Regions from separate parts of the Homo sapiens genome. Here region 2 is linked to region 1. Evidence: chromatin loops called from intact Hi-C (ENCODE). Cell type or tissue: Caco-2. All regions are shown on one strand. Each heading gives the region's core, and the rest is flanking DNA. Links, peaks and the distances in the headings are about the cores only. Region 1 overlaps ZBTB16 (zinc finger and BTB domain containing 16). Region 2 overlaps LOC124902760 (a long non-coding RNA gene).

Region 1 (15,142 bases), core at 2,781-10,780:
AAATAAGTGATACCTGCCTGTCCTTGCCACACTCCAATCTCACACACACACTTTTACTGCATTCCCCTCTGCCCCCTCACCCCGGGGCTCCGCAGGACTGCATCCTTAACCCACAGCCCTCACCAGCCCAAATTATGCCTCTAAGCAGGAATCTTCACTGCAGCATATGAAATATTTAAGCCGCTTTTCTAAATATATACATTATTTAGCCTACAGTCTATAAAATATTGATATTATTTGTTTCTCCCACGCCCAAATATCTGCATTATTTACGGTACAGTTGGGGAAACATTTTTCCTATTGCCTGTGTCACTGGGGCACACACAGATTGGAGAGAGGCAATAGTGACAGTTCTCTCGCCCAGGTCACACAGAAGGCCCTGGGAATGCAGGAGATAACAGTGTCCAAAGCCAGATGGACAGCACTGTAGTCACCTCTGTGACCTCGTGGTACCATGGGAACAGGGAGCAAACACCCCGTTATTTCTCGAGGGCAGTTTTGTATTCCAAGCTCAGTGCCCCACTACTGTTGATATTTAATTGATCCCCAAGTCTCCCATATGGGGAGTCACTCCCACTTCCAGCTGAGCTCATTCTTATTTGTGGCCTCTGTCACCCCCTCCAGGTGTGACCTCAGTCCTTATGTCGGTGTAAGAAAAAGCTCTCTTCTTACTCACTTCCTCCGTCAGGCCCATAGTGAACAAGACAGCAGCCCTGACCTCTGAGTGCTGGCACAGGCCCATTCCCCTGTGCTGCATTCTCCATCTGGCATTTATCTGTTCTAACAGTGGGAAACTGAGGCACCTGCCAGTGTGGCTGAGATACTGATGTCCATGAGCGCTCCCAAAACTCATTTATTTGTACTTGCAGCCTTTTCTTTTTAGAAGTCCTCCTTCCATACACAGAATGAGACTTGAAGGTGATATTTTTCTTATTTATAAAGTGACTTTAATTTTTAAAATTATGTAAGTGATATGTGCTTGTAAATCATCATTATTATTACTCAAAAATAGATAAAGCAGAAAGTAGAACACCTTTGCCCTATAATCCCACTTCTAAAGATAATCATTGTTAACAGGTATAGAGCATTACAGAGTCTTATAGGGTGGCTTTAGTATTTTATATGAAATGGGACCACACTATATAACCTGATTTCTCTAATCAGCTTTTATCATGCAAAACATCATGGACATCTTTCCATACCATCATTGACAGATTCCTTACTTTTGGATATTTAGGTCATTCTCATTGCTTTGCAATTACAAATAGTGTTGCAATCAGCATCCCTAAGGAAAGCTTAGAAACTTTGGTACATAAAGGCCAAAGTCGGGGATGAAACGCCAAGGGTTTCTGAGCATTTGCCACACTGTCTCAGGGGCCTGCTGATAACAGGCCCTACTGCCACGGCGGTCGGTGGTTGAGACACTGGTCCCCGGATTCCTCAGGGAGCAACCCTGGGCCCGGCTTGGTGGCACGTACCTCCTTAACTTAGACACCTCCAATGAGATGCCAAGGTGTGCAATGAACTTTCTCCTCTCCTGGCTGTCTAACTCAGAAGAGGTTGTCTCTTCCTCCTCCTCCTCCTCCCCCTCCTCCCACCTCCACTCCCTTTGGGTACCTCTACTTACCCTGCCTCTGTTTTGAATCTCTAAAATAATGTGACAAGTTAATGATGGTACAATTATCTAAATGTTTAACAGACATGTTATCTAAGTGAGTCGGATTGAGATTCCATCCCGCTGACAGTAAACATCAATGGTGGAGCAGAAAGCGATAGGCAAATTATAGCAAACCCTGCAATTTCAATGCTATTAACTTTGGAGGAATAACAGCCTTGAGGCCTGTAAACTCTGAATAAAATAGGCCCTTGTGTTTGTCCAACTATTAAATCAAAATGCTACCAACATCCTAGAAAAAACAAGGCAATTTATGGCCTTTCAAGTTTCAGTTACACATTGGTTTTTATTAACTCCTTTCTGTCATCAGGCAGCCATGGCGTCACTAAGGAGAAGGGTGAGAAGTCAGAGAGGAAACACAGGAGTGGACAGTGGGAGAGAGAGGGATAAAGGAGAAGCTTGAGGGGCTGAGCATGGGCACGAGGGGAGACGAGTGGAAACCTGAGATCAAGAACTGAGGTTGATTATTCAGGACTCGGATGTGGGGACAATTCTGAGAGTGAAGGGGCAACTCAGACCAGTGAGGACGGTGAGTCCTGCCAGATCACCCCAAGAAAACACCAACCTGGAATCCCAGTCCTGCCACTGGATGAGTCATATTATTTAAGCCTCTCTGGGCCTGTGATTCCTCATCAGTGATGCAGACAGTGAAGCCCCCCTTAGTGGTGTCCTGATGACTATATTGGACCATACATAAAAAGCCACAGTGCTGGGCACAGACCACGTTCTGAATAATAGTCCTCAAAGATCAGACTCTATCCTTCCCCTCCAATTTCTAGAACAGTTTTTAAGAGGCAAAAGATCTTCATCTTTAATCCCTTCTTCAGACACAGTAGGTATTTAATACACTGTTACTGAATAAGCTACTAAATAAAGTGGAGGAATTCTTGTCTACTGGTGAGGGACAGAAACTGCAGGCCTCTAAAAATAACAGTAGCAAGCAGCTACCACTTATGCATACATCAGTCCTCCTTCCCAGGGCTCAGGGCTTCACATGTATGATTTTTTTTTTCTTTTTTTCTTTTTTTTTTTTTGAGACGGAGTCTCGCTCTGTCCCCCAGGCTGGAGTGCAGTGGCGTGATCTCTTCTCACTGCAAGCTCCGCCTCCCGGGTTCACACCATTCTCCTGCCTCAGCCTCCCAAGTAGCTGGGACTACAGGTGCCCGCCACCAAGCCCGGCTAATTTTTTGTATTTTTAGTAGAGACAGGGTTTCACCATGTTAGCCAGGATGGTCTTGATCTCCTGACCTCATGATCCGCCCACCTCGGCCTCCCAAAGTGCTGGGATTACAGGTGTGAGCCACCGTGCCCGGCCCCACATGTATGGTTTTATGTAGTTCTTACAGCAACCATTATGATTATTAATCGTAGTTTACAAATGTGAAAAACTAAGGTTGAGAAAAATACAGACCATCAATGCAAGATCAGAATCTTAGGCTGTCCTTGGAACCACAGAACCCCCCAAACAGTACTTTTCTTGCCCAATTCCTACACACTACCTTTGAGAGAAGCAAGGAAACGAAGCCATTTGTCCCATATGAAGCAAGTCCATAGCAGAGCCAGGATAAGAACCTAGTTCTCCTTCTCCTAATTCATTATTGCTTCCAAACACCATGCTGCCTCCACATCCCCAATGGTAATCTGCAATCACATTTCCACTAGGGTGGGAGGCCGGGGAAGGGCAAGGTCTGTGTCCTGCCCACTGCCCAGCGGCATCCATGGCTGGCATCCCCATCCCGGGGCCCAGCATCCATGTCCAGCATCCCCGTCCCGGGGCCCAGCGGCATCCATGTCCAGCAGCCCCGTCCCGGGGCCCAGCGGCATCCATGTCCGGCATCCCCATCCCGGGGCCCAGCGGCATCCATGTCCGGCATCCCCGTCCCTGGGCCCAGCGGCATCCATGTCCGGCATCCCCGTCCCTGGGCCCAGCGGCATCCATGTCCGTCATCCCCGTCCCGGGGCCCGGCATCCATGTCCGGCATCCCCGTCCCGGGGCCCAGCATCCGTGTCTGGCATCCCGGTCCCAGGTCCCAGCATACATGTCCAAAATCCCTATCCCAGGACCCAGCATCCATGTCTGGCATCGAGAAACACTCAAGATGTCTGTGGAGGAAATGAGCTTCAGCCCTTTCTAATCCAAACCTGCCTTGCTTAAATTCTCCTTCTCCAATCCCAAAAGAGCCAAACACCACTGATCCCCTCAAATCACTGTCCAGGGCAGTGATGCTTCATATAAAATGTGCTGGGGTGATGAAAGGGCAGAGCACAAAGGACTTTCAGGGCAGTGAAGCGGCTATTCTGTATGATACAAAAATGGTGAATGCGTGTCCTTACATGTCTGTCCAAATCCACAGACTGTACACCACCAGGAGTGAACCCTCATGTGAACTGTGGGCCCTGGGTGACAATGATGTGCCAGCGTAGACTCACCAATTGTAACAAATGTACCACCCATGTGGCGTGGGATGTTGATGGTGGGGGAGGCTGTGCACTTGCGTGTGAGGACGGGGGTACAGTGGGAACTCTATACTCTCCATTCCATTTTGCTATAACCTAAAGCTGCTCTTAAAAAAATGAAATTTATTAATTTAAAAAAGAGTATCGGGGGCCCCTCCAGAAGGTGGCCAGAGGGGCCCTGGGAGCCACTAGGGTGAACAATGGAGAGAAAGAATAGCTGGTCTGGGCCAGCAGGAGACGGCTGGGTTGTTCCTCCCTACTCTACAGCAAGCAGCTCCAGCACAGCCGAGAGCCCCTGTGCTTGGAAAATAAAACTCTATATTAGGCATCAAACATGCCTTTATAGTAACAGCATGAAATTAGGTCAAGAGTAAATCTATGCTGGGGCACTGACTGTACAAACAGCAGCACATGACCCTCCTCCCAAAGTGCCTATGACGTTCCGCGGCCGTTCTTCAGCCTGAGCTTTCTCATGTTAAATTCCTTGGCACAGAATGTGAAATGCTATACAAATCACCTCTGATATTTATAAAAGTCAAATGCTATTATGTTTTCAATGGGGAGGTCACAGCAAACCACATGGAGTCTGCCTGTCCCTCTGATGACTCACTGTCCTGTCCTCCCCGATACCCTCCACCTTGGACAGAGGTTTGAGGTTCGTTTGGATTTTTTTTTTTTTTCATGTAAAGTTTAGGTAGATTAAGTTATTTGTCATCATCTGGCCCCCTCCCAGCTCCTCTGGGACCAGCCACTGGGAGGCTGTTCTTGAGAGCAGGAACTAGAACAGTTGCCAGTTTTCCTATCATTACAGGACTCCTTGGTGCCCAGCACTGTCCCTCGTGCCAAGCTCAGGGCAGGAGGGGGCAAGGCCAGCAGCTATCCTGAGGGAAGGAGCGTTGCTGCTCACCCTTTTAAATCCTCTGCCTTCTGCACTCCAGCCTGGGCGACAGAGCGAGACTCTGTCTCAAAAATAATAATTAAAATAAAATAAATCCTCTGTCTTGCCTGCTACTCCCACCCCACCCCCTGCCCCCACCATGATCACCCACTACAGAAAATTCTCCAAACAAGGACTTCATTTTCTACTCTGAAGTTCAGAGCCAGGGACTGTCTCTGAAGCTTCCTCCAAATATTATTAACATATCAGGAGAGAGGGGCCAGTGCAAGCAGGCAGCCAACACCAAGGTTGGAGAGACAGTTCTGCACCTCCAAAGGGGGAGGCCACACAGTGCAAAGAGAGAGAGAGAGACAAAGAGAGAGAAACAGAGAGTGGGGGGAAGACAGAGTATATGCCTCCTAGACTCCTTCACACTGAAACGAAGAGGACCCTTTGGGTGGGGTTCCCTCCAATGCCCACTCCCTGCTAGAAGGGAAGGGCAGAGTCCACAGCATGGACCCTCAGCCGCCAGAGGTATGCCGTTTCTGGACTGCAAGACTCTTGCAGCCGACAACACAGTGGATGAGAACCAGCATCTCAACATTTGCATCTGGTTGAGTGGCTTCCCCTGTGACGCAGTAATGTGGAAACTAAGCAACCTTTTCTAGGCCAGTAAAAGAAAGTACTTATTTTGTAGTCACAGTGGAGAGAACCTTGGGCTGAACTCGTGGGCCCTAATTCTAGTTTGGATTGTGTGTTCTTAACTGACCCCCTTTTTCAAATAGGGGCTTTGATCCATTGATCCGCACATGAGAGCTGATGCCCAGGCCCCCACAGGGAGGGAAGACAATGCTAAAATGTGGGCTCTGGGGTACAGAAGCCCAAGGCACACATTCAAGTCCTGCCCCAGATTGGTCTTCCTTAACCTTTCTGGGACTCAGTTTTCTCTGGCAAAGATTAGGGAGGAAAAAAGGTCTATATTTTTGGACTATAGTGAAGACTTAATAAAAATAATAACTCAAAAGTATCCAAAAGAGTACAGCTATTGAATTATCTGTACCTAAGGCAAGTTCAACCTACATGCTCATTTCCTTCATAACACCGTAACCTTCAGGAAGGCAGGGCCCAATTTCTGTTCACTATTATGTATTAAGTCCACAAAGCACCTAGCATACAGTAGGTACTTAAAAACTCAGAGAATGAGGAAATGAAGGAACTACAGGATAAGCCAGCTACACAGGCTACTCTCACAGCAAACTTGAGTCACTAACCTGGCAGACCTTGCAGGGCAGGTTGAGGGCTGGAGGAGAGAGCTGAATTCCTCCAGGGTAAGTCTAGGGTCTAGTTCAACCTAGTACCCTGGGCCTGCAGAGGGTGCCCTTAAGCTTCCCAGCCTCAGAACTTCTAAACCTAGGAATGACCTTGCCTCTTTTTTCTTACTGGCGAAAAGGTAGGATGAGGTGGAAGGTTCTATTTGAAGAAGTCAAGAGATAGGGAATACCCAGGTTCCTGGTGATAGCAGACATGGTTCAGGACCCTACCAGGAACCCAAAATTCCTGAGCCTTTGAGGGCACCAGTCACTGAAGCCTCCTCTTAAGACGTGGAAGGGCACAGGCCTGGTGCTCCTGGAGGCTGGTACACCTGCTTAGTCTCGATTCCAGTTTTGCGGCCTGTCTGGCCTGGGTTTACACATCACCTGTTTAGACACCAACAGGGAATGGTTCCTTTGGGAAGCTTTGGGCATTCCAGACCTCAGGGCCTTAAGATCTACCAAATCTGCTCCCTGAGATTGCTCAAAGTGTGGAGCTTCAATCTGCCCTCACTTCTTTCAACTGCACTGAGAGGGCCCCAGTGGCTGTTAACTCAGTGGGCACATTGCAAATGTCCTCTTGGCCGGAGGACATAGTCAGGGATCCTGGAAGACCTCACCATGGCCTTGCAAAGCAGGTGTATACTGTTCCTATTCCTCCAACACCATCCTCACTGACTTGGCCCCGTCAACCTATCCAGTGGGGGAAATCCATGTTCTCAGAAGCCTCTGAGGAAGACCAGGATGATGCGATGAGAGAAACTGGCACCTCCATTTCCTGAGCACTTACTCCATGCGAGGCCTATATTGAGATTATCCAATCTGTGATGGGGCTGGAATTGGAATCTAGATAGTCTGACACCAGATCCCAAGTTCTGGGTCACTGTGCACCAAATACCCTGCACTTGACACTCTGACTTTAGGCTTCATGGGGTTCCTCTTCCCTGCAATCTGCATGACAAACCTGCACCACTCTGTTAGGGCTCAAACTTTCCTAGGAAGTAATGTCCTCTAGAGATCATCCCATCCACTTCCCTGCCTTCAGGCAGGTCTCTTGTCCCCAGGCAGTCATTTGCCCATCCCCCTTTCCTGCTCCCTGACTCCCTCAGTCTCTCTGGCCAGGCCCACACAGACCAGCCCTGGCCCCAACTCCCCCATGTTCACATTACCAATAGGTGGCTGCTCTGGGTCCCCTACAGATGGACTGAAAGAGTTGAAGGTTCCTACAGGTCACCCTCATGGCCTCTTTGCTCAGACCTCCCATTTTCTCCCGAGGGCATGCTGAAGACTGCCCGGCCTCCTACCCTGGAGCTCAGCAGCCAAGTTATCTCGCTGCCCTCTAATTAACACCACCGGATCCTGTCTGTTGCCCCCAGGCCTGTTCAAGTCCCAAATGGGGATGTACAGTGGCTTGAACAACATTATGATTTGTAAAACCCACTCCTAATTAGTTTGACTTTGAATAAAGAGGGTAATTATTTTTAAATTTATTAACTGCTGCCTGGCCAGAGAAGTTTCCAGATCAAATGACATGGAGAAGCTATTTCTGCTCAGTGATGCAGCAATTTATATTACTGATCGGTCATTAAAACCTCTGGCACAAAACCACTTGTGTTTCCTGAGCCAAGATAGTGTCCGTGTGTCAAATTTCAAACCCAGAGAATAAATTAAGCCATTAATGGTATTTATCAGTTTATCTGGACTTAAAGAACTACTTACTAATTTAAGACATTCCTGATATAGAAGCCAGGTGGTGCACTGGGTGTGCATGGGGGTGTGCACGTGCACGTATGTGTGTTTTCTCACTTTTATTTTACTGAACAGTGTAAAAAAAATTCTGATGTGTAAATGAAGTACAAGCATCTCGGGAACTGCCTAGCTGTTAATTCCTCACTGCTCTGCAACCCAAACATTTTGGAAGCAGCAGTGTTTTGCAATATGTATTTGTCATAATATAAAAGGTGTAAAATGATCTCTGTTTATCTCCTCAAAGCCTTCGTTGTACCAAAACAGAAAACTGAATGTGACAACAAAGCCTGAGCCCAGCCCAACCATAAGCGTGGCCTCCTAGAACACCAGCTTGAGCCCGTCAAGATCTTGAGGGCAGGGGGCAAGGAGGGGTCACACACACCAGGACAGAAATCCAGGTCAAATAGGGTCAAAAGGGTGAGATGTGAACATGCCATTCTCTTGGATAGGCTGGAATTGGAAATAGTTTCCATTAAATTCATTTTCCAGTTTCAAGAATACCTGTACAACACCATAACCACCTGCCCTATGCAAAGCCACACGTGAGCTCCATGAACTCCCACATGGCAGCCTTGGATATGAAACTGATCTGATTCAGGCAAACTGTATCCTACTCCAGGAGGAGGATGTACACATCAGGGTGTTGCGGCTTCTTAGTGCAATGGAGCACAGGGTTCCAAAAGAGCTCTTCCCAGGCAGGGCCATGAACTCAATGACCTCTAAACAGGATCACCCGGAACCAATCAGCCTACAGACTACTGGACAACACTCAGTCAGTGCGGAGGCAGCCAGGGAGTAGTAGAAAGAACACTTGAGTTGGAGTTGGGTCAAGTTCCAGTTCTCTACTTCCTAGTGGGTAGTGTCTAGGCCTCCATGGTCTCATCTGTTAAATGGGTGTAATCAAGGAAATTGTTTTATAAACTAAGGTAGCAAAAATATCAAGTGGCACTGGCAGTATTTTTACTGTCCCAGGGTCTCCATTCCTTCTCTTTTTCAGAGCTCTTCCCTACCTACTCTCCCGTTGGCTTCCCAACGGTACCTGGTCTCCCACCTGGCTTTTCCCACTCCAATAGCTTTAGTGACATTTTCAGCGCTCCCTGTCATCAGGCAACTCCCTTCCTCCTGGGACCCCTTTCCTGGAACAGAGAGGGCAAATAGATTTCAGACTGTATTCTCTCATTGATTATTAGGGGAACTAAAAATCCACCTGAGTTCAGCAGGAAGTAGCGCTGTGAGTGATGAATGAGCTCTGCCACATGTCGGAAAGAGTCACCATGGTCACACAGGACCCCTCTTTGCCAGCCCTATCCTGAGGGTAAAACTGCTGTTGTATCTCCCCTCGGCACTGAGCACGACACCTGCCCCACACAAGGAAGTGGCTCTTCCCTGCTGGGGGAGCTCGCCCACAGCTCACACTAAGGCTGGCAGGGAGCCCTTCTCAAAGCATCCACCTTGGTCTCTCACCCCTAATTTGGATTCATTTTCTCCATTCCCCATCCTTTCAAGAGCTCAGTTTACTCAATCTTTATTGAGCACACCACATGTGGCCTATTGAGCAAGCCACATTTTACCTCAACATCAGCAGGGGGCACTCGGTAGCTGACCTCTCCCTCCTCCAGCTGAGGAGCCCCATCCACAAGATCTCTGGGGAAAAAACAAAAGGCCCAGACCACCACATTCAGACCTTCAGCTTATTTCAAGAACAGGGCATGTGCCTGAGTTGGTCACCATCATATCCCCAGCAGGTGCCAGGCACACAGGGGGTGCTCCATATGTCTGGGGTCCGCCTAGGAACAGCCTCCACAGCTGCTCATCCCTCGGGGACTCAGCTTACTCCCCTGCCCCTGGCTGAGAGGGCAGCTGGCTCCCTGCTGCTGCAAATTTAATCTGGATGGACAGAATTAAGCTGCTTGGCAAAGCTGGCTCACAGCTCATTCCCCCAGATTAGAACTCTCAGAGTGGGATTCTCAGTTACATGCGGTCTAGCAATAAGAAAATGGCTGGGACCCTGGGAGACCCGGTTCTCCCCTTGCTTTCATGACAACCACCTCTGGAACCCTGGGCAAAATAACCTAGCCAGGTCACTTTCTCTATAACTGAGCTAGGGAGATGCTGACTGGAATGACAGCTCACCTGTAAAGCTCCCCTCCCATCATGACAGGGCAAGGCCCCTCCAGACCAAAGCTCAAGATGCCAGTCAGGAGGCATGTTTTCCACTCAGAAAAGGCAAGGACAAGAACGCTGAAATACTGATGACAATAATCTTAACAGCAGCTGACTGGTGTTCTTCCTTCTTCCACTTTAGTCCCCTGTGGTAGCTTGTTTCCAAAGATGACTGCCATCAATTCCTCCTTCCCTATAGGTTTCTGTCACTTCCCTACTGAGAAGGAGAGTCCAGCCTTCCACCGCCTTCTATCTGGGGCTGACCTGTGACTATCTGATTGATGAAATATGGTAGAAGTAATGCTGTGTACTTCCAGCCTAGCTTTTAAGAGGGCTGGCAGTTCCTGTGTCCTGACTCCTGGAAACCTGAGCTGTCACACAGCAAGTCCAGGTTACTCTGCTGAAGAGAGAAGCCATGCAAAGGAACACTGAGACTCAGATAATTGAGTGAAGGAGCCATCTTGGACATCCAGCCCAGTCGAGTCTTCAGATGACACCAGCTCCAGCCATTACCTGATGGAAACCACATGAGACCCCAAGTGAAAACCACCCAGCTGAGCCCAGTTATCCAAAGAACTGTCAGAGACAATAACACTTTATTGTTTTAAGCTACTATTGGAGTGGTTTGTTACATGACAACACTCTCTATGGTCAGTCCGCAACACAAGAGCCAGAATAATCTTTTAAACACATAAATCAAGTCATGTCATTCTCCCAGTCAAAACCCTCCAATGGACTACTTTTCCCCCTTCCCTATAAATGCACATCTGTGTGTGTATATGTATTATATCTCAGTAAAGCTACGTATGCGTGTGTGTGTATATGTGCGTGCATGCATGTGTGTATAGTCAAATGTCACTTAGTGATAAGGATATGTTCTGAGAAATGTTTCATTAGACAATTTTGTCTTAAATAGGGCACAGCGAGCCAAAAGAGCCCTGCCCATGACAAGGCAGTGAGCTAAATGATCCTGAGCCTTTTAGCCCACGGACAACACTCAGTCAATGTGCAGGCAGCTGGGGAGTCGTGGAAAGAGCACGTGAGTTGGGTCAAGTTCCAGCTCTCCACTTCCTAGTGGGTAGCTTCTAGGCTACATCCTAGAGCACACTTACATAAGCCTAGATGGTACGGCCTTCTACACACCTAGGCTATATGGGACAGCCAATTGTTCCTAGACTTCAAACCTTTACAGCATGCTACTGTACTAAACACTGCAGGCAATTATAACACAGTGGTAAGTATTTACATATCTAAACACATCTAAATGTAGAAAAGGCACAGTAAAAATACGGTATTATAATCTTATGAGACCACTGTCATATATGCAATCCATTGTTGACCAAAATGTTATTATTATATGGTGTAATATAGTTTGGATATTTGTCCTGTCCAAATCTCATGTTGAACTGTAATCCCCAATGCTGGAGGTGAGGCCTGGTGGGAGGTGATTGGATCATGGGGGTGGATTTCTCCTGAATGGTTTAGCACCAACCTCTTGGTGCTATTCTCATGACAATGAGTGAGTTCTCTTAGATAACTGGTCATTTAAAAGTGTGCAGCTGCTTCTCCCTCACCCAACTCTCTCTCTCTAGCTCCTGCTCTGGCCACGTGACATGCCTGCACCCCCTTTGCCTTCCACCATGATTGTAAGCTTCCTGAGGCCTCCCCAGAGCCTGAGCAGATGCCAGCATCATGCTTCCTGGAAAGCCTGCAGAACTGTGAGCCAATTAAACCTCTTTGTAAATTACCCAGTCTCATGCATTTCTTTACAGCAATGCAAGAACGGCTTAATACATGGCACGTCACTCTGTTTGTGTGTGTATGTATACACATGTGTGTATATATATGTGTGTGTGTGTGTGTGTGTGTGTGTGTATGAGAGAGAGGTGGCATGAGTGATGCCAGTGACTCTTACTGACACTGGCAGAGCTCATTTATATACATGTACACACCCATGCCGCTTTTCAGAGACCTAATACACATACCATTTAATATAAAATTCATGTCTTTTAAAGTGTACAGTTCAACTAATACACAGAATGGTCCCCGACTTAGGATTTTTCAAGTTTATAATTGTGGGAAACCATCACAGTTTTGAAGTCATGTACAGGATATAATAAATTCCATGAGATCTTCAACAATTTTATTATAAAATAGGTTTTATATTAGATGATTTTACCCAACTGTTGGCTAATGTAAGTGTTCTGAGCACATTTAAGGTAGGCTAGGCTAAGCTATGATGTTCAGTAGGTTAGTTGGATTAAATGCATTTTCAGTTTATTATCTTTTCTACTTATGATGGGTTTATCAGGACACAGTCCCATTGTAAGTCGAGGAGCCTCAGTATTCGAAGCTGTGCAGTCATCACCACAATCAATTTTAGAACATTTTCATCACTCCATGAAGAAACTCCAGCTCCATCGGCAGTCGCTCTCAATTTCCTCGCAACTTCCCCAGCCCCTGGCACCTACTAATTTACTTTCTGTCTCTATAGATTTGCCTATTCTAGATATTTTACATGAACAGAATCATTTTGCATCTGGCTTCTTTCATGGAGCATGTTCAAGTTCATCTGTGTTGTAGTATGTATCAGTACTTCATTCCTTTTTAAGGCCAAATAGTATACCATGGTATGAATATACCACACTTTGTTTATCCATTCACCAGTTGATAGACATTGGGTTGTTTCCATTTTTTGGCTATTATGAATAATGCTGCTATAAACATTCACGTACAGGTTCTTGTGTGAACATATATTCTCACTTCTCTTGGCTGTATACCTAAAAGAAGAACTGCTGCATCGTATGATAATTCTGTGTTTAACCTTTTTTTTTTTTTTTTGAGACGGGGTCTCACTCTGACGCCAGGCTGGAGTGCAGTGGCTCAATCTCAGCTCACTGCAACTTCCGACTCCCTGGTTCAAGTGATTCTCCTGCCTCAGCCTCCCAAGTAGCTGAGATTACAAGCACATGCCACCACGCCCAGCTAATTTTTCTATTTTTTTAGTAGAGACGGGGTTTCACCATGTTGGCCAGGATGGTCTCGATCTCCTGACCTCATGATCTGCCTGCCTCAGCTAACCTCTTGAGGAATTGCCAGAATGTTTTCCAAAGTGGCTACACCATTTTACACTCCCATGAGAGTTCTGGTTTTTCCACATCTTTGATAACACTTGTAACTATCTGTATTTTTTATTGTAGCCACATTGTAGTGGGTGTGAAGCAGTATCTCACTGTGGTTTTGATTTGCATCTCTCTGATGGTGAATGCAGTTGAGCATCTTTTTCATGTGCTCATTGGCTATTTGTCTATCTTTGGAGACATGTCTGTTCAGAACCTTTGCCCATTATTTAATTTGATTATTTGTTTATGTTTTTTGAATTATAAGACCTCTTTCTATTTCTAGCTATAAGTTCCTCATCAAATATATGATTTGCAAATATTTTGTCACCCTCCAAAGGACTCAGCACATGCAGAGTAAAACCCAAATCTTTTACCAGGGCTGAGAGACTTGACAGATCCTGTCCTCATCCCTCACCACTCTCTACACGTCACTCCCAGCTCTCTGGCCACCACTGCTCTGCGTGTGGGTCCTTAAACTTGTCAGGCTTGATCCAGCCTCAGGGCTTCTGCAAATGCTCACTCCCTTTGCTTAGACATTCTTCCCAGAAATTTTTGAGTGGCTCACTCCTTCACTTTTTAAGACTCTGCCCAGATACCACCTTCTTGGAGAGGCCTTCCCTAACCATTTTATCCACAACATTTCTCCCTAAATATCCACAATATTTCTTTTCTCCCTATTATTCTCTACTCCTTATCCTTTTCCAGTAGCACTTAATATGTATAAGCAGACATGATATCGTATATTTATTTGCTGATTCTGTCTCCCAGCTAGAAGCTCAGTTCCATGAGAGGCAGCAATGTCGTCTGTCTCATGCATTACTACATCTTAAATGCCTAAACAGTGCCAGCACCTTGTAGAAACTCAATAAATATCTATTACATTAAATATACCTACTACTATTTATTGAGTGCTTACTATGAGCCAAACACTCCATGAAATACTTCAAATAAAATACCTTATTTCATCCCCACAACAACCCTAATGCTATGAGGTAGACACTAATATTACTCCACTTTTCTAACAGATGAGAAATCTAAATTAAGAGAGTTTAAATAATTTATCCATGGCCCCACAAATAGGAAGTGGCAGAGTCAGGATTAAACCCATGCAGTCTCAGCTCTGAACTATAAGACTCTACCACGCCTGTCCCCACTACCAACTCCAGCAAGTCACTTTCCCTCCTTTCAGCCTCAGTTTCCTCATCTATGACATAAGAGTAGCTTCCAACCTTACCTTACAGGGTTACTGAGAGATTGGCCAGATGGGATCACGTAAAGCAGTGGTCCCCAACCTTTTAGGCACCAGGGACCAGTTTTATGGAAGACAACCTTTTCACATACAGCGGAGTACAGGAGGGTGGTCCTGGGATGATTTAAGCACATTACATTTATTGTGTACTTTATTTCTATTATTACATTATAATATATAATGAACTAATTATACAACTCACATAATGTAGAATTAGTGGGAGCCCTGAGCTTGTTTTCCTGCAACTAGATGGTCCCATCTGGGGTTGACAAGAGACAGTGACAGATCATCAGGCATTAGATTCTCATAAGGAGCATGCAACCTTGATCCCTTGCATGCACAGTTCACAATAGGATTTGTGCTCCTATGAGAATCTAATGCTGCTGCTGCTGCTGCTGCTCTGACATGAGGAGGAGCTCAGGTGGTAATACGAGCAATGAGGAACAGCAGTAAATACAGATGAAGTTTCACTTGCCTGCCCACCGCTTGCCTCTTGCCATGCAGCCTGGTTCCTAACAGACCACCACAGACACCAGTCCA
Region 2 (15,142 bases), core at 7,143-15,142, 200 kb after region 1:
CTCCTAATACAACACAACTTACTAAATTGGCACAAAAAGAAATTGAAAATTTGAGAAATCTTGTATTTTTTTATTTGTTATTTATTTATTTGAGACAGAGTTTCACTCTTGTCGCCCAGGCTGGAGTACAATGGCGCAATCTCGGCTCACTGCAACCTCCACCTCTCAGGTTCAAGCAATTCTTCTGCCTCAGCCTCCCAACTAGCTGGGACTACAGGCATGGCCTGACTAATTTTGTATTTTTAGTAGAGACAGGGCTTCACCATGTTGGTCAAGCTGGCTCGAACTCTTGAACTCAGGTGATCTAGCCGCCTTGGCCTCCCAAAGCTCTGGGATTACAGGGGTGAGCCACTGCACCTGGCCTCCAGTATCTATTAAAGAAATTGAATCTGTAATTAAAAAAATAAAAATCTCTACAAAGAAAATTAGAGACCCAAGTGACTTCACCTGTGAATTCTACCAAACATTAAAAGATGCATTTTAAGTCGTCAGTAACATGGAGAATTGTTCAAGGCTAGAGTTAGGCATTGCTATATCCCAGGCAAAAATGATGGGGACTTTCAGGAAAAATGTGGATGGTAAAGAGAGGATAAATGCAACAGATAATAGGGAGAAAAGGTAGAATCAACAGAACTTGGCTGGACTCAGTGGCTCATGCCTGTAATACCAACACTTTGGGAGGCCACAGTGGGCAGATCGCTTGATCTCAAGAATTCCAGACCAGCGCCTGGGCAAAATGGCGAAACCCTGTCTCTACAAAAATACAATAATGAGCTAGGTGTGGTGGTGCATGCCTGTAATCTCAGCTACTTTGGAGGCTGAGGTGGGAGGATCACTTGAACCCAGGAGGCAGAGGTTATGGTGAGCCAAGATCATGCCACTGCACTCCAGCCTGGGCAACAGAGTGAGACTCTGTCTCAAAACAAAACAAAACAACCAAAAACAAACCCAGAACTTGTGGATGTTCTAGACATGAGAGAAAAAAGATGGAATGACACCCAGGTATGTTGTTGGGACCCCTAAGTCGGTAGTTGTGACATTCACTGAAACAGGAAACATAGAAAGTACAGCTTGTAGGAGGGGGTTGATAGCAAATTGAAATCGCACATGCTGAGTTTGAGGGGGATCTCCAGGGGACGATGTTAGATAGAAACTAGATATGTAATTCAACAGTGCAGTCTGGGTTGGGGACACAGATTTGAGGGTTAGGAGCCCATTGGGTGGTATCTGAAGCTGTGAGAGTGGATGAGGTCTCCCCAGCTGTAAAGTTAGAAGAGAGGAGACCAAGAGCAGACCCTGAGGAACACGAAGACCTAAGGGTTATCAGTCAGAAAACTGTAGCAAGCCAGTAATTGAAAAACAAAAACATACTGCTATTCAACTAGCTTCAATGATAAGGAAAGTTATTTCACATAACAAGCGGTCTCAGTCCAGGGTGTCTGTAGGGTTAGTTTCTAGATCATGAGGTCCTGGTATTAGTGTCCCAGTGCTGCTATAATAAAGTCCCACAAACTGGATGGCTTAAACCCACAATGTATTCTCACAGTTCTGGAAGCTAGACGTCAAAATCAAGGTGTCATCAGGGCCACACTCTCTCTGAAACTGGCAGAGGAGAATCCTTCCTGGACTTTTCCACCTTCTGGCGTTACCAGGAGTCCTTGGCATTTCTTGGCTTGTGGATGCACCCCTCCAGCCTCTGCCTTTGCCATCACACGGCCCTCCTCTTCTGGAGTGTCTCTCTCCTCTTGTTACACCAGTCATGCTGCATGCAGGGCCCTCCCTGTTCGAGTAAGACAGTGTAACTAATTACATCTGCAATGGTCTTACTTATTATATCAATAAGGTCACATTCTGAGGTGCTGGAGGTGAGGATGTCAACATTCCTTTTGGGAGCACTCAATTCGGCCCATAGAAGACCCTTTCCATCTTTCTGCTCTGCCATTCTCAACATGCTGGCTTGCCTGTAGGCTGTTCCTCACTATCAAACCTGGCTACCACAGTCCCAGGCACCACGTCGGCACCACAGTGTTCATCAGATGAAGAGGGCTCATCTCTTCTTCATGTCTCTTCTAGAAGCAAAGAAATCTCTCTGAGACCTTCTCCTCCAGCAAGCTTCTCATCTCACATTTGCAAAAATTTTATCATATCCGTGCCTAATCCAATTACTGGAAAGGGGAACGAGACCACTCACTCACCATGATTGGCTTGGACCAGTGGTTCTCAAACTTGAATACGCATCAGAATGGCCTGGGGTTGGTTAAAACACAGGTTGCTGGATTCCACCCCCAGAGCTTTCAATGCAGTAGGACTCAAAAGAGACTCAAGAATTCAATTTTTTTTTTTTTTTTTTTTGGAGATAGAGTCTGGCTCTGTCGCCCAGGCTGGAGTGCAGTGGCGCAATCTCAGCTCACTACAAGCTCCACCTGCTGGGTTCACGCCGTCCTCCTGCCTCAGCCTCCCGAGTAGCTGGGACTATAGGCACCTGCCACCACGCCTGGCTAATTTTGTGTATTTTTAGTAGAGACGGGGTTTCACTGTGTTAGCCAGGATGGTCTCAATCTCCTGACCTTGTGATCCACCAGCCTCGGCCTCTCAAAGTGCTGGGATTACAGGCATGAGCCACCGCGCCCGGCCAAGAATTCAAATTTCTAACAGTTCCCAGCTGAGGTGGATGCTGTTAGTTCTGGACCACATTTTGAGAACCGGTAGTTTAGACTGACCAGGATTCATTGCAAGGACTGGGCTCAACTCTCAGGAACTCCATTGCCACTCAGAGGAAGGGGGATGCTTGGCCAAAATCAGAATTCCATCAGAAAGGAGCAAGGGAAGAAAACTGTTAGGTAGGCAACAAGTAGTGTCTGCCTCAGAACGGACAAAGGGCAGCCAAGAGGAGACTGAGAGGGAGGCGCCCAGATAGAGGAGAAGAAAGTCAGAACAAGGTGGCATCAAAGGAGCCACAGAGAAGAGATTTGGGAGAGTGTGCTCAACACTGTTAATGTCACAGAGAGGGAGCACTGAAAAGTTTCCATTGGATTGGACAACTAGGAAGTCTGTATTGATCTTAGCAAGAGCAGTTTAGTTTTGAAAACAAGACGTGAGAACAATTATACAAAACACAAAGTGATATATGCATCATTATCTGCTACTGACGATGCCAAGTGCTAGAGCTAACTCATGGATTCCTTGAATCCAGGTGATGAGATGAATAAGAGGAGGCAATGGGGTTTTTCACTGCTGAGCAGTGAAATAAGTTTTCAGAACTGGGGGTTCAAACACAGTCTGAGCTGGGGTTCAAACACAGTCTGAGCTCAGGTTCAAACACAATCATATCCTCAGTCCTGAGTTACAGACAAGATTGTAGGAAGAAGTTTATATATCCTAATCTATTTGCTGGTCCACACATAGCTGCCACATATGTTCAGATACATACACTTTATCCACCTATCCCACCTGTTCCTCTCTATGCATGCACATTAATTGTTTAGCTTAATATACATACAATTATCTGCAGAAGAATCCAGATTCTGCCACTTGCTACTGGAATACCTCTCTTGGCCTCCATTTTTCAACTGTGAAATAGAAATCATAATTGAACTTCTCAGAGTTGTTGTGAGGATTAAGTAAAATCATGTGTATAAATAAAGATGTATATGTTAGATTATTATTATAGCTACACATGCATTACTCTTCCCACATATATAATAACAACACCAGCTAATTAGCATTTGATTCCCAAGTGTTGGATGACAAGTTTAAAAGTATATTTATAGCTATTGACTTATACCCACCTACGTATGTCTATACCTAGAGGTACATACACCTTTGCTTCCAGCACTGCAAATAAACATTTACACGCCACTTCTACCTGTCTCTGTGTCTTCCTAACAACTATCTACACAAACAATATGGAGACACAGAATCTCTAACAGTGACACTCATACATACAATGTCCTCTCTTTATGTAAATGAGAGATGCTCTATTCCAGGTCCTCTGAGAATCAGATGCCAAGACGGGATTAAATGTGCAAGGATTTTATTAGGGCAAAAGCCTGTGAGGGAAATGGGGAGGGAGCCAAGGAAGGCTGTGAGAGCTGTCAGACAGCGATGCAGTGCTGACGTGAGTGAAGGAGGGAGGGAAGGAAGCTTGGGCAGGATCTTCCCAGACTGCCAGGCAGCATAAGGAAGCTTTGGCAAGGCCACTGGGGAGTCCTCCAGCCTGTCAGCCCTCAGAGGAGTCCCCTGTCTCCCAGGAATAGGCCTCCCTTAGCATCCCTGTCCTGCTCAGTCACTGGCTAGGAGCAGCATGGCCTTGGCACAAAAGCAGCCATGGGCTGCCATGGATTTCAGAGCAGTGCTAGGGTCCTTGATCCATTACACCCACTGTAGTTGGGGGTGCAGGGGAGGCCATTCTCATGGCCACCATATGAGGTGCTATTCATTCATCCATTTTTGTGTTTGATCCAAACACTCCAAATTCAGTAAAACAGAAAATCAGTTCAAACCCAGGAGTCTGTGTGGTCCTCCCTGCCACCATGGCTGTTCCAGATGGTGCCTCTGCTCAGATTGCCCCTCAGACTGGCACCTCAAGATGGCCAGAGCAGTGGCTGCCCATGAGCTTCGTTCATCCTCTGCCCAGGCATGACTCGGGGAGCTCTGAGTAAGCCTATTTCTGCCATTCCCTAGCTACCTCCAGGGAAGACTTCTCCACCCAAAGATGGGAGAAGCCAGGACACTCTCGACCTGTGTCTCCGGGGAACCAAACCTCAGATCAGGCACAGGGTGAATGGGGGGAACCCCCTCCAGGACTCTGCACCATGCCTCCCTCTCTCTGGAGTCCATGACCTCCTTCATCCCAGGGTTGTTGCTGTAGCCCTGATCAGAGGACAGGGGATCTGGGGGCTCCATGTGAATCACCTTGTGCTCCAAGGCCAAGTTCCACTGATGAAATCACAGGGAGCTGCAATGATGAAGCCCAGTACTGTACAGATGAAAGTCTTATTTATGTGAAAGATATATCTGCAGAGGGAGCAATAAACCGCAAAGCAAAGTATGAAGGTTTGCAGCAAACGCTGTAAAGTTTTATATTCCTGAAAACTAGGGATAAAAGATGTAACCATTTAAAGCAACGTGGATAAAAGGGGCTTCCACACGATTGTAAAACAGCCTTATAATAGTTAATTGCTAGTTTCTTATTACAACAGAGAGAGTCAAAATAGCCTTTAAAATACCCAGCAATGGAAATGAGAGGAGAGAGAGAAGAGGACAGGAGGGAGTAACCTACTAAAAAGAAGGTTTGGGTCCCAGTTTCCAAGGGTTCTCAGAATAGAGACCACTCTCATTCCTGTAAGACTGCCCTGTCCACAGTACTGAGGGCTCATCACTGCCTGAATCTATCCTGCATGTTCCCATCTGCTGCAAAAGTGAAAGACACTTCACCTGCCTGGGCTGCAGTCTCTTCTTCTGTACAACAAAAGGGTTCGGGATCCCCCACAGGCCCTTCCAGCTCCAATACTCAGTCATCATTATTCACTCCGTGCCTCCATATTCTAGCCACTGTGCTAGGAAGGCAGGGACATGGGGGAGGTTAAGATTCTGAGAAGAGTGGGGAAGACAAACACTTAAATAGATCACTGGGGCCGAGCGCAGTGGCTCACGCCTGTAATCCCAGCACTCTGGGAGGCCGAGGTGGGTGGATCACTTGAGGTCAGGAGTTCGAGACCAGCCTGGCCAACATGGTGAAACCCCATCTCTACTAAAAATACAAAAATTAGCCAGGCATGGTGGTGCATGCCTGTAGTCCCAGCTACTTGGGAAGCTGAGGCAGAAGAATCACTTGAACCCGCGAGGTGGAGGTTGCAGTGATCTGAGATCACACACCACTCTACTCCAGCCTGGACGACAGAATGAGATTCCGTCTCAAAAAAAAAAAAAAAAAAAAATCATTGGAACACTGTGTAGTAAGTCACAGAACAGAAGTCTGTGTGGGCATGATACATGAGCCAAAGAGGAAGACATGAAGACTCCGTGGAGGAGATGAACTCTGAGTTGGGTCTTGTAGGTTGAGTAGGAACTTACCAGAATGACATTCTAGGCAGAGAAACTAGCATGTGTAAAGCCATGTGATGAGAGCTTCCTAAGTGGTACAACTCCAGGGGCCCATTCACATCAGAGTCTATGTAAATGGTGCACCCAGGCCTGTGCAGTACACAACCTCTGCAACCTGACACAGCAATGCTGTAAAGCTGGGGCCCCAGACACAAGCGGGAGATGGTGATGCTGATCCCACATCCCAGCATACATCATAGTAGACCTTTGGCGCAGGGCTTCTTACCCCGTTTGCCACCATCTCTCTGACATCGGGCCCCTTAGAGGGGCTGCTGCTTAGATATGGCCTGGCCCTAGAGGGATTTCTGTTTCACCCTCAAACTCTGGGAACCCCCAGGGAGCTTTCAGGAAGCTCTGAAGAGACCCAAATCTATTTCCCCCTTTAGCAAAAGCAATTGCGCATTCTCTTTACTCTGCAGGGAAGTATATGGGTTTCTCCTCTACAAATGGGATTATTATTGAAAAATAGACTTTCAAGGCAATGGCTTATCTGGGGATCCCTTGTCAACTCAGCTCCATAGAGCCAACTTTCCACCCCACGGAGCATGTCCCCTTTGCCAGCAGCGCCCCTCCACCCACCCCACGTACAAGGATGCCTTCTGGGTAAGGGTGGAGGGAGTGACCAGAACCCTGTCCTTCTGACGGTGGGGGGTGGTGGGGTGACGGGGAGGGAGAGGGGATTCCCTCAGAGCCCCTCCCCGCCTGCAGGCCAGGGCTCCTGACCCTCTCAGCGGCTGCTTCCTGCTCCAGAATCAGCCCATCCTTCTTCCTGGGGGAGGGGAGGGCAGAGGCAGGGCTAGATCTCCTCCTAGCTCTGTTGAGGACATGTGGCATTTGACCTGTGACCCCACAGGAAATTCTTCTGACCTGAGGCGAACCTCAGGAGAAAAGCCATGACCCCACAGTGGACAAAGGGCCTTGCTGAGACCTCTCCCCTCCTCCCCTAGCCGGAGTTCTCTTGACTCTAGGGGGCAGGTCAGAGAATCCCTGGGAATCAGAAGCTCACAGCCCAACCAGCTGGGTCTCTGGTCTCAGCTGGGGCTCTGGTCTCAGCTGAGGAAGAAGGGGAGAACCTGAGAGGTAGCGTCACCGTATGCCCTGCGTGCCTGGGGCAGCCCCACCTGAGGGCGTCGTCTATGTGCAATTGTCAATGCACTTCTTTTTCCAGGACAGAAACTCTCCGGTTTGGATGATAACTTTTATGGTCATCCTGACAGGAAATGGACTTCAAGAGAACCTGCGCTAGCACCCACTTCATTAATTCTACAAAGATTGAGCCTCTGTCCTATGCCCAGCATACCGTGCAGGACTCGATATGGCACTGGGTAAAATCCAGTCAAGTCCTTGCCACAGGGGATCATGGTTTTGGAAGACACAGCCCCAAACCCACTAGAGCACAATGTGGAACTTCCGGGGGAAAAGGATTCGTTTTCTTTTCTTTTCTTTATTTCAGACAGGGACTTGTTCTGTTGCCCAGGCTGGAGTGCAGTGGCACGATCACAGCTTACTGCAGCCTCGACCTGCTAGGCTCAATCCATCCTCCCGCCTCAGCCTCCTGAGGGACTGGGACTAGAGGGATGAGCCTAGCTACTTTTTTATTTTTTGTAGAGACGGGGTCTCACTATGTTGCCCAGGCTGGTCTCAAACTCCTGGACTCAAGCGATCCACCCACTTCAGCCTCCCAAAGTGCTGGGATTACAGGCGTGAGCCACCGATTCATTTTCTTCAGGGGTCTCAGAGAAGATTCACTCTCAGCTGCCTCCACTCTTTTCTCCCTACTCAAACCAGCAGTGATGGTGAGAGCTGAAGAGTAGCCCAGAGAAGGGTTTTAGATATGGTCTTCCTTCTGCATGGTCCATGTCCCTGTTCCCAGCCCCAGTCCATTCATTCATTGCCATGCTCACTAAATACAAAGCGTGAGCTGTGTGTCAAGGGATGTGTGAGTGGAAAAGAGGGTGTGAAATATTTGCCTCCAAGACTTACAGGCTGGGAGCCAGATAAATGCTAAACAAATCACCCAACAATAAACACATGGATTACAGTTGTTGGGAGAGTACAGACGTAGGAGAGGGCATTGAGAGAGCACATCGTGGCTGAGGACAAAGTAGGAGGAGAAATGCTCTGCTCACCTTCAGGGGACTTTTAGGAGTGAACACCTCATGGGAATTTTAAGCCCAAAGACAAGCCCATATGGATTTGAGTTTCATTAGTAAGAACCAGAAAAACGAGCCCTTGGGGGAAAAGGGCAGGGGGGGTGGAAGGGTTGACCAAGAAGAAAGGATGGAGTGCACAGAGCTGGAGCCTGAGCCCTTGATTAGGTGTCACGCAGATGGAAAGGCAGGATTTCCTGGACCTGAAGCTCAGAAGGTCTCTAGAGGTCATCCTGTCCATCTCCTGCCTCTACAGGAGAGGCTTGGAAGGGGTGGGTGTCTCTGTTAAAGGCTTCTGAGTGAATAATTCTACACCCATTCTGTGTTTAACACCTCTTGCTTCAAGAAGTCCTTACCACCATCTGGGCTGGGAGCAGTGGCTCACGCCTGAAATCCCAGCACTTTGGGAGGCTGAGGCAGGTCAGGAGTTTGAGACCAGCCAGGCCATCATAGTGAGACCCCATCTCTACCAAAAAAAAAAAAAAATTAGCTGTGAGTGGTGGCACAAACCTGTAGTCCCAGCTACTTGGGAGGCTGAGGCACAAGAATTGCCTGAATCCAGGAGGCAGAGGTTGGAGTGAGCAGAGATCATGCCCCTGCACTCCAGCCTGGGCGACAGAGCAAGACTCTGCTCAAAAAAAGTGCTTACCACCATCTAAACCCCTCATCTTCCCAGGAAGATGAGCAGATCCTGGGAGTAGGAGGAGGTAGGGAAAAGACAGAGGTCGTCTTTGGCCTGACCATCTGTCTCCTGCCAGTCTGGTGTCCTGGAATCATTACCTCCATGACTCTGCTTTTCTATTCTCTTCTTCTAAAGTTATAAAGGGGCTGGGCACAGTGGCTCACGCCTGTAATCCCAGCGCTTTGGGAGGCCGAGGTGGGCAGATCACTTGAGGCCAGGAGTTTGAGATTAGCCAGGCCAACATGGCAAAACCCTATCTCTACTAAAAATACAAAAATGAGCCAGGTGTGGACCTGGCTGGGGGAGGACCCTTGCCCTCCCCTAGCTCCTGCTCTGGGCAGCACCTCACTCTTGCCCCTCATTTCCTAGGACCATTGAGGAGCACCTCAGAGCCAGTGTGGGATGGGCTGGATTTGGGGCTTTAGAGACATGGGCAGAAGAGAAAAGCAGAGAGTCCTCCATAGCCTGTGTATACATGGGTTTTGGGTAAACCTTCATTGCCATCGCATGGTGCATGAGATTAAATAAATATAATCCCAGTTACTCAGGAGGATGAGACAGGAGAATTGCTTGAACCCAGAGGCAGAGGTTGCAGTGAGCCAAGACTGTGCCACTGCACCCCAGCGTGGGTGACAGAGCAAGACTCTGTCTAAAAAAACAAAGTTGTAAAGGAACTCAATATTCATCACCACAAAGTTGCCATTTTACACAAATGCCTGATAAAAAGTATTATTTCCTTTACAGTATTAATTCAACGGGTCTGTGATGAACCATACCTCAACTTTGTTGTGCAGGAAGCTTCTAGATTTATACATACGAACAATAATAAAACCATAGTTGAAATTTGTCAACCATTTACTTTGTGCCAGACCCTTTACCTGTATCAGCTCCTTTATTCTTCACAGCAATCCATAAGGCAGTGCTTTTATGATGTCACCTTTACAGGTGAGGAAACAGGGAAGTAAAGCAAAGTGCCTAAGGTCTCAGGATAGTAGACAGAATGATGGGCCCCCAAAGATGCCCACTTCCCAATCCCCAGAACATGTGATTATGTTAAGGTGCAAGATGAAAGGGACTTTGTAGTGTAATTAATTTAGGAATCTTGAGATGAGGAGATTATTTTAAATTATCTAGATGGGCCCTTTATAACCACAAAGGTTTTTATAAAGGAAAGATGGAGTTAGGAGAGTCAGAGAAGGAGATGTGACAAAGCAAAGCAGAGAAGCAGAGATGAGATACACACACACACACACACACACACACACACAGAGAGAGAGAGAGAGAGAGAGAGGAGTCAAAGGTACTGAGCTCCTGGCTTTGAAGCTGAAGAAAGGGACTGCGAACTGAGGAATACAGGTGCAGGTGTCTTGCATCTGGAATCCGGGAAAGGCAAGGAAACAGATTCTCTCCTAGATTTCCCAGAAGGAACACAGCCCTGTGGATCCATGTGTTGGACTTCTGACCACCAGAACTGTATGATAACAAATTTGTGTTTCACATTGGTGACTTGTTACGGCAGCAACAGGAAACTAGTCCACACAGCTAGCAGGAGCAACAGCACCTGCCATGGGATGGGTGAGGCAATCATGTCACGAAAACCCTACCTAGAACCAACTTCCTCTCTCCAGTCCTTGCCCTGGAGCCCTTTGATGAGTGAACATCTCCCAGGGTCGCGTCCTCCCCATCTAACCACGGACCTCGTCCTCCCCCAGCTCCTGCTCCGGGCAGCACCTCACTCTTGCCCCTCATTTCCTAGGACCATTGAGGAGCACCTCAAAGCCAGTGTGAGATGAGCTGGAGTTGGGGCTTTAGAGACATGGGCAGAAGAGAAAGGCAGAGAGTCTGTAGCCTCTGTATACGTGGGTTTGGGGTAAAATGGCCTTCTTTGCCATCAGGCATCAATATCTTCATTGCAACAGCAGAAAGGGAAATAGCTGGAGCAACTAACTACACGTGTAGCTGAAGGTGAGGTCCAGGTGTGAGCACATAAGTAGGAGGCTGAGTTGCTGGGGGATCTGCATGGGCACAGGTGTGTGATGGGGTGGGGACTGGGGGCTGGCCTCTGCCAGAGCATCAGAATAGAGTAAAAGCACTCCAAAGCACTCTGGAGCACAGTCCTTAATGATGGCCCAAAGGAAAGTATTGGCCTTGAAGGAAGGGGGCTTCAAAGGCCCCTGGAGAGGGATGAGGGTTTTATTTTGAGGCTGGGGGACGGAAGGGGGCAACAAAATAGTTCCTAAAGGCCCCTCCATAGAACTTCTGGACTTTGCTGCCACCTTGTGGAAACCACTTAGAAGGCAGGGTTGTGGCCGCCCCGGCCAAAGATTGACATCTCACTGGGGTCTTTAGGATGGATACTTCTTTCCATCTGAAGTGGGACGGGGGTTGGGAGGGGGGGGTTGGAGTTCTCCCAGGCTCATGGTGGTGAATTTCCAGGCTCCCCTAGTCCCAGCTGTCATACTCATGATGTGTCTGTCTGCCAAGAGTTTAGCTCTCTTTGCAGATACAGGGACACAGCAGGTGGTGTTGCATAGGAGGAGCACAGAAAAGTTTGCCAGTATCCCATAGGCTTTCCCAGAGCAGGAACTCAAAGGTGTGGTTTTAGGGAGGAACCGTGTGCAAAGAAGCTCTGAGTGTGCAGAGGCAAAGGAGGGAAGGTGGTAATGGGAGAAAAGAGTCAGGAAAGTGTTGGACACAGAGGTCTGGATTCAGCCTGATAGGGACAGGAGCTTCATCCCCCTCTGGGCTTATGCTGAGTGACCAGTTCATCTCACTCGCTCATTTGTAAAATGGGGACATGAAGGAGAAAGGCTTCTCCTCCACAGTGCCCTATGAGCAGTTCTCACCCATTCAGAATGAGATGTGAGCCATCCGAGAAGGGCCGATACGCCTCTAGCCGTCTCCCCACCACAGCCTCATGATTTCCTGGACTTTTGCTCCATATTGGGAGCACGGTCCCCACCACACCTATGAGCCATGTACTAATATGATTCCCATTTTACAGGTGAGAAGATTGAAGTACAGGGCAGCTAAGTGCTTGTCCAGGGTTTCAGAGCTAGCCTGTGTTGGGGCCAGATTTCAAGTTTTGAATCTCCCTGTTCACACGGCACTCTTTCACTGTCCTCAATAAGTATGTTTCAAAAAATGAATAGGAGTGGTCAGGCTTTGGGTGTGCCAGCTCTGGGAGCCCTCCCAACTGGACCTCTGATAGGAAATCAAGGCAGATCTTCTCTTCTTCCTGATCTGCCCCTTCCCAACCTCAACAGATAAAGGTCTCTTTTTAAAGTCTTCTAGGAAATGAGATTCCAATCCTTCCCTTTCCACTCCCGATCTAATTCATGTTAGTAATAGCATTATCAGAAAGTTCTTCCTACAGTCTAAACTCCATGCCTCCAGATAGTAGAAAGAGAATATAGATCAGGCTTCTGTTTCAGAGAGGGATATTCTTGGTCTCTAAAACCAGGGTTTAATTCTCTAACCATGACAGTCAGGGCTGGCCAATCACAGGCCTCAATGGGATAGCTTAAATTATAGAGGACCAAGTTAGAAAAAAGAAAAAAAAATACCCAACTTCCAGAGCTGATACTGCAGCTGATAATTAATTATCTGCTGTTTGTATGCACTGGTAGGGCTCCCCCAACCTCTCACTGATCAGGGTGCACAGTGTGGCCCGGGAAGAAGACCAGTGAGTTGGCGTCAGGTCAAGACTATTGTGTGGGAACCATCCAGAACCTTCTCGACTTCATCCTCCCCCCTCCACCCTTCCACTTCCCTCCAATCAAGGGAGGAGCTGCCCTCTTTCGCTCACCTCCCCTCCCCAAACATTTGGGAGGGAGGAGAGAGAGGGAGTGATTAGCACGGGGCATTGTCCCCAGATAATGGGCCCCAGCTGCTGCATGAAAGAAGAGACAAAGCGCCTGGCGGCTCCACATGCATTATCCCCTCATTAAATCTCTGTTATTAGATTAGATTCAAAATGTATTGATTCAGAAGCTGGGGGGAGGTGGGGGAGGGAAGAGGATCTGGCTGGTGAATGCTGAACTGCACCTCTCTGCAAGCTCTTCCTCCCCCTCCTTCACCCAACCAGGCAACTTTTCTGCCTCGTGTTCTCTGAAGGGAATCTCCCCTATGCCCATATCCTGGCCTCTGAGTGCAGCCAGTCTGCCTGAGCTATTCAGAAAACCACTGAGTGTCCACTCCTGGGAGGTGCCCTTGAGATCCTTGAGGCCAGGTTGCCAACGTCCAGAGGAAAGGCAGCCTCCTTTCCAGGATGGCAGGAGACAGACTCCATGGCTTTGAAGCAGTGCCAGTCACAAACTCACAGAAGGGTTCAGGCTGGGCACTTTCAGCACCTTTGATGGAATCTTTTTAGTAGAAATAACATCACTGAGAAACGGGGTAAATGGGAAAAGGAAATGAGAACTGAGTGTACTTGTTGGTGAATAGAGAAGGCTGCAGGAGAGAAGCGGAGATGGGCAAGAGACTTGGCAAGCTTCCCGGAAGCACTTATAAAGACATGAGTGTTTCTGGTCTCCTCTCTGCTAGGACAGAATGAGAGGCAACTGGCTAAAGTGTCAAGAGGAGGGGAGGAAGCAGCTTCCAGGAGGTATAACAGGTGGGAGGGAAATTCTGGATGTTCTCATACCCTCGATGGAGCAAAAGTCTCCTTGGGAGAAGACCAAGATTTGTACTGATGATCAGGAGTTAGTGCACTGCGGGGGTCTCTGGCCCTGGGCCTCAGTTTCTCATACCTGGGCAACACAGCCCACATGCCAGATCTATGAGCTGATTGGATGTAGCTACTGGAGCAGAAGATGTTACATGTGGTGGCTCATTCTCAAGGTGATTAATTGGCTGCCTCGATGCTGGGCTCTGTCACCCCATTGACTGTGGGTGAAGGGTGGGGAGAGAAAGATGGAGAATCAATAGGATGATTAGTGTCTTACTAGCTCTCTGGTTGGACACTTTGCCAGTAGCCACCCGTTTACTGACCAGTGATGCATTGACAGTGCCAGAATGTTCACCTTCCTATCCCTCTGGCCTGAGACATGAGAATCACCAAACAGCATGGCTAGTCCAAGCAAGTCCTAGTGGAATGGGGCAGCTTTTGGTTCTCAGACCAGGCTCCAACAGATGGGGGCCAGGGGACATCCCAAGAAAGAAGTGATGAACACTCCCCATCTTTAGCCCAATCTCTGCTCAGCAGGAGACAACGATTGTGAGGGCCAATCCCCAGCCTCACAATCTTTTGCTTTTTGCTGGGAGACCCTAATCTCTATCCATCAACAAAGCAAAAATAAATATAAAATTTCTAATGAATCCCTGATAACTAGAATCAAAAGCACATATGTCTGGAGTGGAAGTATCAGATGAAACTTCATTCCTAGTTCATCTTAGGAGCAACCGGCCAGTTAGACAGTATTCAATGACCAAACACCAAACCAGCTGGTGCTGGCCGTGGTGCTGAAGCTCTCATCTCCATTCCGTTGCAGTATCCACTTGCAGGGAGAGAGCTTGCTCCCACCTTCACTAAAAGATCATGAGCCCAGGTAACAGGGCTGTGTGGACCCTTCCAGCATCTTTCCAAGGGGTTGCAAAGCCGAGATTCCCCCTCTTTTCTCTCCATTGCTAAGTGTTCTTGGTCCTGACCCTCATACCTTAAATCCCACCTCCTAGTGTTTCTTCTTATAACAGCTACTTAAAGTACAAAGAGTAACTTACATAACTGCAAACCCACCATTTAATTTAAATTAAAAAACTAATATAACTGAGAATCCCTGTATACCCCTCCTTAGTCTCATCCTCCACTCCTTTTCCAGATCCCTAATATCATGAAGTTGGTGTTTATCCTTCCTGTGCAAATGCTTTTCAACCTATTTGTCATCTCCCAGTTTCCTGGGCCTAGAGGCACCAATCTCTTCTTCTTTTTTTTTTTTTTTTTTTAACAGAATCTAGCTCTGTCACATAGGATGGAGTGCAGTGGTATGATCTCAGCTCACTGCAACCTCTGCCTCCCAGCTTCAAATGATTCTCCTGCCTCAGCCTCCCAGTCAGCTGGGATTACAGGCATGCACCACCATGCCTGGCTAATTTTTGTATTTTTGGCTTTCTTTTTGTAGAGGAGGGTTTCACCATGTTGGCCAGGCTGGTCTCGAACTCCTGACCTCCAGTGATCTGCCTGTCTCGACCTCCCAAAGTGTTGGGA

The links. Peaks named below come from ENCODE experiments on the same cell type or tissue, not always from the same donor. Only the 100,000 strongest peaks of a DNase experiment are listed, where the experiment ranks them.
Region 2: a loop joins it to region 1, with 6 times the contacts of the local background. A loop is called at or near these places in 14 of 110 quality-filtered maps.

The regions. Positions count from the first base shown.
Region 1 is chr11:114,187,695-114,202,836 of GRCh38, reverse strand. The region is part of intron 4 of ZBTB16 (zinc finger and BTB domain containing 16); the gene reads right to left. Among named protein-coding and RNA genes, the nearest start is that of NNMT, 100 kb to the left of the region's middle. In Caco-2, for the core only: no CTCF peak of the experiment used is centred there; a DNase peak (open chromatin) is centred at 6,326.
Region 2 is chr11:113,990,610-114,005,751 of GRCh38, reverse strand. LOC124902760 (a long non-coding RNA gene) reads left to right here. Exons shown (of 2, transcript XR_007062895.1): 2 at 9,682-9,791. Among named protein-coding and RNA genes, the nearest start is that of HTR3A, 23 kb to the right of the region's middle. In Caco-2, for the core only: CTCF peaks have their summits at 11,204 (motif pointing left) and 14,579; DNase peaks (open chromatin) are centred at 11,221 and 14,411.